Regions from separate parts of the Homo sapiens genome. Here region 1 is linked to region 2. The links are chromatin contacts, found by Hi-C or POLR2A ChIA-PET in ENCODE. All regions are on one chromosome and are shown on one strand. The core of a region is the stretch at or near the end of the contact, and the rest is flanking DNA. Distances in the headings are between cores, read along the strand shown.

Evidence for each region. A loop is a pair of places that touch in the nucleus more often than their neighbours do. ChIA-PET counts read pairs that join two places held with the same protein, here RNA polymerase II (POLR2A). Pooled maps may share reads with other maps.
Region 1: a loop to region 2 is called in a pooled map, with 3 times the contacts of the local background. The contact joins two enhancer-like sites. A Hi-C loop is called at or near these places in 2 of 50 pooled maps. POLR2A ChIA-PET finds 5 or more read pairs at or near these places in 2 of 52 experiments (A673 and OCI-LY7).

The regions. Positions count from the first base shown.
Region 1 is chr1:206,560,621-206,564,867 of GRCh38, forward strand. The region is part of intron 2 of RASSF5 (Ras association domain family member 5); the gene reads left to right. It overlaps LOC124904494 (a long non-coding RNA gene), which reads left to right. Exons shown (of 2, transcript XR_007066831.1): 2 at 388-1,774. Among named protein-coding and RNA genes, the nearest start is that of EIF2D, 50 kb to the right of the region's middle. Within about 2 kb of position 2,556, at least 9 of the 41 ENCODE cell types and tissues checked have a DNase peak (open chromatin) inside an H3K27ac peak, as active enhancers do; they include OCI-LY7, where a contact is called at or near this core.
Region 2 is chr1:205,667,152-205,671,154 of GRCh38, forward strand. The region is part of intron 1 of SLC45A3 (solute carrier family 45 member 3); the gene reads right to left. Among named protein-coding and RNA genes, the nearest start is that of SLC45A3, 11 kb to the right of the region's middle. RefSeq lists enhancers at 2,026-2,105, 2,116-2,195, 2,866-3,427. Within about 2 kb of position 2,565, at least 7 of the 41 ENCODE cell types and tissues checked have a DNase peak (open chromatin) inside an H3K27ac peak, as active enhancers do; they include OCI-LY7, where a contact is called at or near this core.

The sequences.
Region 1 (4,247 bases), core at 1,306-3,805, 890 kb after region 2:
TTCTCTGGGTCAGGCATGTCACAAATGGGGCCTGGGGGAGAGCCAGCCTGTGGGCTTGGGCAGTGCAGACGTAGATGGTCTCAGTAAGACCATCATAGTTACCTCAATCTAAGGTGTTGCCTAGATGGGTAGGGGGACTTATCAGGTCACAAGACAAGGTTTTGATGGACCCAAGGTTAGAACTTCCCTCTTTTGCCTCCCAGGCCAGAGAATTTTCTTCCTTAGTCCCACAAAAGATAGGGTTTGGTGATTTGTAGGACTGGTGACTGTGAAGCCAGGCCAGGCCCTCTGTCCATCCCTCATATTTGTTCATTTTTTTCCTATCAGGGATCTGACCCTGGAAGTGGGGCCAGCTTCCATTCTTATCAATTTCCCAAATGCCTACAGGTGGTGGCCATTTAAGGCTTTGACATCTGAGCGGGAACACAGGCGTTCTGAACTCTTGGCATGTTAAACAGGCTCTGGGACCCCAGGACTCTGGCACCGGCCCAGAGCATTGGGGTGAGTGCTCTGAGGACAATACAGCTTTCTGCTTGCAGAATGTCAGAGCACCTCGCTTTATAGATGGAGAAACTGAGGCCCAGAGAGGTGGAAGGACGTCACTAGGCCACACATCTGTTTGGGTAGAGCCAGGACTAACACCCCTCCAGGACTCCTTGTCAAGTTCTCTTCTTCTTGGTCTTTTCCTACTCAGTAGATGACCCAGGATAGACCGTAGGTCTTGTCCTCTCAGAACCTTCTACAAAATGGAACACTCAACTTCAGGCTGGGTCAGGTTTTGAAAGGTCCTTCCCATCCCTCCATTCCTTAAGGCATGCTAGCTAAGGGGACATTGACCCTACACTTGATTTTAGCAGGTAGTCCCTGTAATCTTACAACTTTAGTGACTTAAAAGTTCTTCTTGGTGTCTATCCTACAACTGAAATATGTTAATAGATAAACCTCTATCTTCCCACTGGAGACTCCTCCTCATGTGTGTTTTTCTCTGTGGATACAAAGAACAGAAGGTTGACTATATCTACAGTTAAATATTTTTCTTTTTCTTTTTTTTTTTTTTTTTTTGAGATGGAGTTTTGCTCTTGTTGCCCAGGCTGGAGTACAATGACGCGATCTCGGCTCACTGCAACCTCTGCCTCCCAGGTTCAAGCAATTCTCCTGCCTCAGCCTCCTGAGTAGCTGAGATTACAGGCACCCACCACCACACCCAGCTAAGTTTTGTGTTTTTTTTTTTGAGTAGAGACAGGGTTTCACAATGTTGGCCAGGTCTTGAACTCCTGACCTCAGGTGAACCCCTACCTCGGCCTCCCAAGGTGCTGGGATTACAGGAGTGAGCCACCGCACCCGGCCTATAGTTAAATATTATACTTAAGTACATAGAAAACACACTCCCATGCCCCCATCTGCCTAGGCTTTCTTGGGTCTACAGTGACACCATTGAATTCTTTTTCTTCAAGGAAGATGCAAGAGGAAGAGGGTCCTGGAGGTCAGATCCTACACTGCTCCCTGTTCCCTGCCTGTAATTGTTCCATCTCCTCCTGCCTGGCCAGTCAGCTCCTCCCTGGACAGGATCCCTGTGGTACTCCAGGGGCACTAGCCAACCCCACAGCCCTGGGACAGTTGGGGAGGTCCCCATCTCTCTGCTAGCAGCAGGCACACCCAGGCCTCAGGCATGGCACCTGCCCCTCACCACCTCGGCATGAGAGAAAAGAAAAGATTACTAAAAATAAGTTAGCTCCAAATTTCAGCAATAAAAATAAAACTAGAATCTTTGGAACCACTGGCCCATTTGACTGTTTTTTATGTGCTGTCTCAAAGGCTTACATGGCCCAAGACTAGTCCCAGAAGAGATTTCAGACTGGCACAGCCTCCAGATAGCCTCATTTAGAGATGCCGTCCGAACTCCACACTCGTGGGATTCACTGCCCGCTGCCTCCTCTGGCCCTTCCCAGTATTGTCCGTCCTATAAGATCAGAACTCGCATCTCCTTCAGGTCCAACAACATCAAGTACTTGGTTACAAAAGCCAGTATTGGCCGGGCGTGGTGGCTCATGCCTGTAATCCCAGCACTTTGGGAGGCCGAGACGGGCGGATCACGAGGTCAGGAGATCCAGACCATCCTGGCTAACCTGGTGAAACCCCATCTCTACTGAAAAATAGAAAAAATTAGCCAGGCGTGGTGGCAGGCTAACTACTTGGGAGGCTGAGGCAGGAGAATGGTGTGAACCCGGGAGGCGGAGCTTGCAGTAAGCCAAGATCGTGCCACTGCACTCCAGCCTGGGCGACAGAACGAGTCTCTGTCTCAAAAAAAAAAAGCCAGTATTGACCAAATACTGCTTGGGTTGAATTGCTGCATCTTCTCTCTTGCATCCTGTACAATCAGGATGGACTAACTTGAAACAACCCCTGCTTTTCAGTCATTGAATATAATCAGAGGTTTATTTCCCCCTTTACTTAAAAAAGTTAGATTGGCAGGTGGGGATCAGGATAACACATGGGAAGCTTGTGGGCCAGACCCGGAAATGGTGGGTGTTTCTTGCAACCACGGGCCATTGGCTGGAACTCAGTCACGTGGCCACACCTAACCACAGGGGAGGTTGGGAAGTGAAGTACAGCTGTGAGCCCTGGTAGAAAAGGAAGCAGGTTGTGGTGAGCATTTAGCTGTCTCTGCCACACATGCCTCCTGCCACCGTTTCTGCGCCAGGCACCTGGGAAGCTCTGCTCATAACTGCTTGGTAAAGGACATGACCTGTTTCTTTGACCTTGTACCTCTCTCTCATCTGTCACTGAGGATATTCTGTTCTTGGGATTGGGTCCTGTCTCCCCCATCTAAACTGGAAATCTCTTGAGGACGGGTGCTTTTCCTCACTCAGCACTTCTCTGGTTTCTCTGTAGCATCTGAAACCTTCAGTGTTGCATCAAGGTGGCCTCAACCACCTGCACCAGAACTACTCTTTGAGAATGGAGTTTCAGGGGCCCTACTCCAGAGCTACTGGCTCCTGAATCTTTGGAGATGGGACCCTGGATTCTGCTTTTCTAATACTTTTCCCAGGTGATTCTCATATATGCTGCAATCTAGGAACCACCTGTTTAGGAAATATTTGGTAATTGACTGCTTACCCCAATTGGAATGCAAGAAGAGAATGTGTCACAGATTCCTAAGAGGTTCCTAGGCTGGAAACTGAAGTCTAGAGAGGGAAGAGGATTTGCCCCCAGTCACACAGCTCAGTAGAGACAGATTCAAGGAGTCAGGCCCCCTGGGTCCTGCTCAGAGCTTTCTCTGCTAGTCTCATCACCACAAGCTGAACTCTTATTTCAAGGCCCTTTGAGATCTTGATGGCACATGATGTAAGGGAAGACACACAGCACTAACTGTAAATGAAGTCCTCCCTTCCCATCCAGCTCAAGCCACTAAGAGGTTATGGCCAAGTCATTTCAATCATCAGACTCAGGTACTTCATCCTGTCCTTCTCAACAAACACCCTTGTCATGTGAGTGTCCTTATCTTCCCTGCTGAGAGTCCCTTGCCTCTTTGCATGGGAACAGACCCTTTTTACTAGTTTCTCATGGGCCTGGTAGGGATTCTAGATATTGGCTGCCAAGTTCTCTAAACCATAAGGACTTCCCCTAGGGAGGGGTCAGAGAGACGACCTCCTCCAGGACCACCTGGAACTCACCCAAGACATCCTTGTTCACACGCCGCTTAGTCCAGGCCATCCCTCACTCTCTGTTCTGGTTCCTCCCCTCCTGCCCTCCTTCTGTCTTCACAGGTTTAGATAGTTTATCCAGAATCAGCTTTTCCCTATAAAGCAATTTCACTTACAGTTTGGGACACATAATATCCACCCACCCAAGCAGTTTAGGGAGAAAAGAAGAAAGATTTTATGCCAGTATCAAACCTTGAATCCCAGGTCTTATTGCACACTGTCAGATCAGGCTTTGGATCCAACTCCCAGCCTAGGAGCTTGAAGGGGTCCTAGCTTGGGGACCTCGATTCTCTTCTCTTCTGCTCTTCACTTACCAGGTACCCCACACCTGTGTATCTTCTGGCTTTGGGAGCTCCCTGGGTGGGGAACTGAGACCTGTCCTGCAGGTCCTTGGTTTCTTCTTCTTCATGGTTTAGTCTACCTCAAAGAGCATGGGGTGGGGATCCAGACCTAGCCTGGCATATTTTCCAGAGACAAGAGGATGAGATAAAGTGCCACGAATCAGGAGCACTTGATTTCAGGGCCAGGAGGAAGAAAAGAGCT
Region 2 (4,003 bases), core at 1,315-3,814:
TGAGGGCAGGAGCTTAAGAACAGCCTGGGCAACATAGAAAGACCCTGTTTCTACAAAAATAAAAATAAAATAGGCCAGGTACAGTGGCTCATGCCTGTAATCCCAGCACTTTGGGAGGCCAAAGCAGGCAAATTACCTGAGGTCAGGAGGTTCGAGACCAGCCCGGCCAACGTGGTGAAACCCCATCTCTACTAAAAATACAAAAATTAGCTGGGCATGGTGGCGTGCGCCTACAATCCCAGCTACTCGGGAGGCTGAAGGAGGAGAATTGCTTGAACCTGGGAGGCGGAGGTTGCAGTGAGCCGAGATTGTGCCACTGCACTCCAGCCCCATGACAGTGCGAAACTCCATCTCAAATAAAAATAAATACATAAGATAAAAAATAAATAAATAAAAATTAGCTGGGCATGGTGGCATGCACCTATAATCCCAGCTACTCAGGAGGCTGAGGTGGGAGGATCTCCTGAGTCCAGGAGTTCGAGGCTGCAAGTGAGCTATGATCGTGCCAGTGTTCTCCAGCCTGGGCAACAGAGTGAGACCTGGTCTCTAAAAAATAAAAAAATAAAAATAAACCACAGCTGTCCAGCAACCATTAATCACCCCACCTGCCTTGCCCCTCCCTTAATCAAGTTCCCAGGCCCCCCAGGAATTAGCAGGATCCTTCTTAGCCCACATGGGAAAAAGACAAAAAGAAAGAGGTAAAGAGAAGAGTGCCCCCCACCATCCTCCTACAGCCCAGATAGCTCATTAGTAGCCTCCCAGTTCCTGGGGTGCCTTTCTCCAACGCCCCCCATCCCCACCCAGAGATTCTTTACCTGGTAACTTGGGGTTGGGCCAGGTGGGGAAAGGATTTGACTAGGAAGGGTGCAGGCTTCAAGCACCCCTGTATTCTTTGGTGGCAGAGTCCGTCCTCCCTTGTTTGAGTTCTACTCTGCCCAGCGGGTCCAGAGTCCTCTTGATACCCCCAGACTTTACTCTTCCCAGCCCGGAATTGCCTGAGAAGTTCCAAGCCCATAAGCACACACTACCCTCCAAAGCCCCCTTTTCTTATCCTTGCATGCTTTCCAGTGCCCCAGTCCCTGTCATTTCATCCCTCCTCCAGGGTCCTCGGGCTAAGGAGACCACAGAGGACTCCTGAGCACTAAGTCCAGCTGCTCGCCATCCCCGCTCCAGGGCCGCCTTCCCTGGAGCACAAACGGAGGAGCCCAGCCTTTCTCAGTTGTCAGGCTCAGGGAGGTCAGAGAACAAGAAGTCTTTCAGTACCACTTTTCTGGCCACCACTCCCATCAGCAGCCTCAGGGCAAGCTTCTTGCCAAAGCTTGCAAGTGACAGATCAGTGTTGGAACCCCGCCTCCTGCCCCAAGTCTGCGGAACTCCCCTGTCCTCCTGGGGACAGGGTCCAATTCTCCCTTACACCCTCCAGTCTTGGAGATGCTTCTAAAATCCTCCTGCCCTACTGCTCCTGGAACACTTTGGCAAAGACAAGATCAACCAGAAGAGCCAGCCTCAGAGCGTTCACCTGGCAAGGAGTGGGCAGGAAGAGGAAGGAAGTAGAGGGGCTGACCTCTCAGAAACGCAAGGAACAGGCAGCCTTCTAGGACAAGTCCCTCTCAAGTTCCAAACATCTCCCCTCCTCTCTGGGCCCAGCAATGCCAAGACAGCAAGAAAGCTGGAGGAAACCTAAGGCCTCTGGGAACCTTTCTGGAGCTCTGCCCCAGGTCATCCTTCCTCATCCTTGGGGGAAAAGAATCAAAACCCAGAGAGACCAAGGGCCGTGGGCAAGGTCAGTGAACCTGGATCCCCGCTGCACCCCTCCAGGTACTGGGAGATACATGCCCCTATGCATCCCAATATGTGACACCCCCAGGGCTGGCTCCCACCCCAGCAAGAAAAGGGGCCGGGAAATGTTTACCTAATGAATGAATGGCTAAGAGCAAGGGGTGGCAGTAGAAGCAAGGGTGAGGGCTTAAGTCCTCCTCCTCCCACGTGCTCGCCACACACCGAGGACTTTGCAGGCCCAACTCCAGAGGGAGCAGCTCCTATGGGCTCAAAGGTGGTGAGTGGCTCAGATAAACCCTCCTGGACTGGAAAGCCCCCACTTCAGACCAGACCCCAAAAAGGGAGTTTTGGGGGAAATGAAACTGAGCAACAGGAACAAACTTGGCCTGAACTTTGTCCAAAATACAGAAGACAGAGTGGCAGAGAAGGAGGAAAGCTGACCCGAGCCCACTCCCTGGTAGCTCCCTAAGGGAAGGGAGGGTCAGAGGGGGATGTATAAAGAGGTCTTTGAGGGCTTTCAAAGGGGCTTCTGCCACCCCGCATGGCTGAGGTGGAGCTGGGGGAGCAGATTCCCTCTACTGACAGACAGAGGCCCGTGGAAGCCCAGGCTGGGGGCAGCCCCCACCCCGGGCCTGTGTCATGCAGCAATTCTAAGGCTTCTTTATGCAGGCCAGCGTCAAACCCCACCCAGGCACATCAAACGGCTGTAGCCCCCACCCTGACCCCGCAGGCTCAGCGACCCTGCGTGTTCCCTGCACACTCACAAAGACGCTCTGCTTTCTCCCAGGCTCCTCAGAAGCGGCTCCTCTCCCCTTCACAGCCACCCCGCAGCCCTCCCCACAGAAGGGGAAATCGGGGGCTGGTGAGGCACGAGGAATAATGACTCAGCTGAGGAAAGCGGGTGGGGTCACCCTGGGCCAACCTCCCGGACACACACCCCACCAAGGCTGCCCTGCCCCAGGTCAGTGAGATGGCAGAGAAGGGGCAACCCCAGCACCTTGCTCCAAACTGAGCTCTCCAGGGTCCTCTAGGTTGGGGGCAGGGAGTGGACCTCTCAGGTCTGGGGGTTCCCCAGCCCTCCTCCCCATTACCCACCCCCTCCTCGCCCCAGTCCCAAGGGACCAATGCTGTCACCTTACCTAATGAAACCTGGCACACTGACTGCACTCCCCACGAGCCCCACCCTCACGGCAGCTCCACGGGAGCCTTGGGGACACCCCAGAAAGAGCCTGCACTAGCCAGGAGACCTGGAAATGAGCATTCTTGTGAGACAATGCGCTCCCCATCATGACAGATCCCCTTTGTGAGGGGTGCCATGTGCTTGGGCTGCTGGGGAGATGGTGGGAGGGACACGGCATTAGACAACCACGGCTTTGGTGACTCCCAACCCACTCAGTCTTTGATTCTCTGGGGCCAAATATTTCCAAAGCAGTGAGGGTCTCTGCTTTCCCCAGTCTTGCCCTAGAAAAAAACAGTGATTTGCAGAAAAAGCGGAGGCCCACGACTTCACAGGGCTCCCAGGGGAACCTGAGGACCCCACTCAGAATGAAGCCCCCCCACCTCAGGGACTCCTAAGAAAGAATAAGGGCCGGCAGTGGGACGGGGGACCCCAGCCCCATCCCGGACTTGCTCCCTGGTGCCTGCCTCCCCCAGGGCCTGGAGGCCAGGGATTTAGAGTTCGCCCTGCTGAGCTGCCTTTTCTTCACCGTTACTGGAAGCCTTCTGCTTAGCAGCTTGTCAGAGAGGGTGAGGGGGCTGCAGGCCGGGACACAAAGGGGGATTAGGGAGAAACCTCTCGGCCTGCAGAGTAATCCATCAAACTCTCTCCGGCTGCCAGCGCCGGCCCCTTCCCACTCAATTCCCCTTCCAGCTGCTGCTGGCCCCCACCCCCTCCGGCTCCTGAGCCCGTCACTTCGGGCAGCAAAGAGAATCCCAGGCCCTAGGGGGGCAGAGGGGGCACACCACAGACACTGGGAAAAGGGCAATGGCTCCCTCCCCCCACTCACCCCCAATGTGTGAAAACCCAACAGGTGGCTGTGGCGCGGTGGAGAGTGGCTTTTGTTGCCCTGTCTGAGAGCTCCAGTCCAGCTTTGGAAAGGAAACAAATGCCAGAGGAGATTGGGGGAAGGGGAGGGGAAGGGACAGAGGGGCAGTCCCTGGAGCCAGCACTGCCCTCCCCTCCCCTCTCCTACCCAGTGACAGGGATTCTGGGGCTGGCTGACCC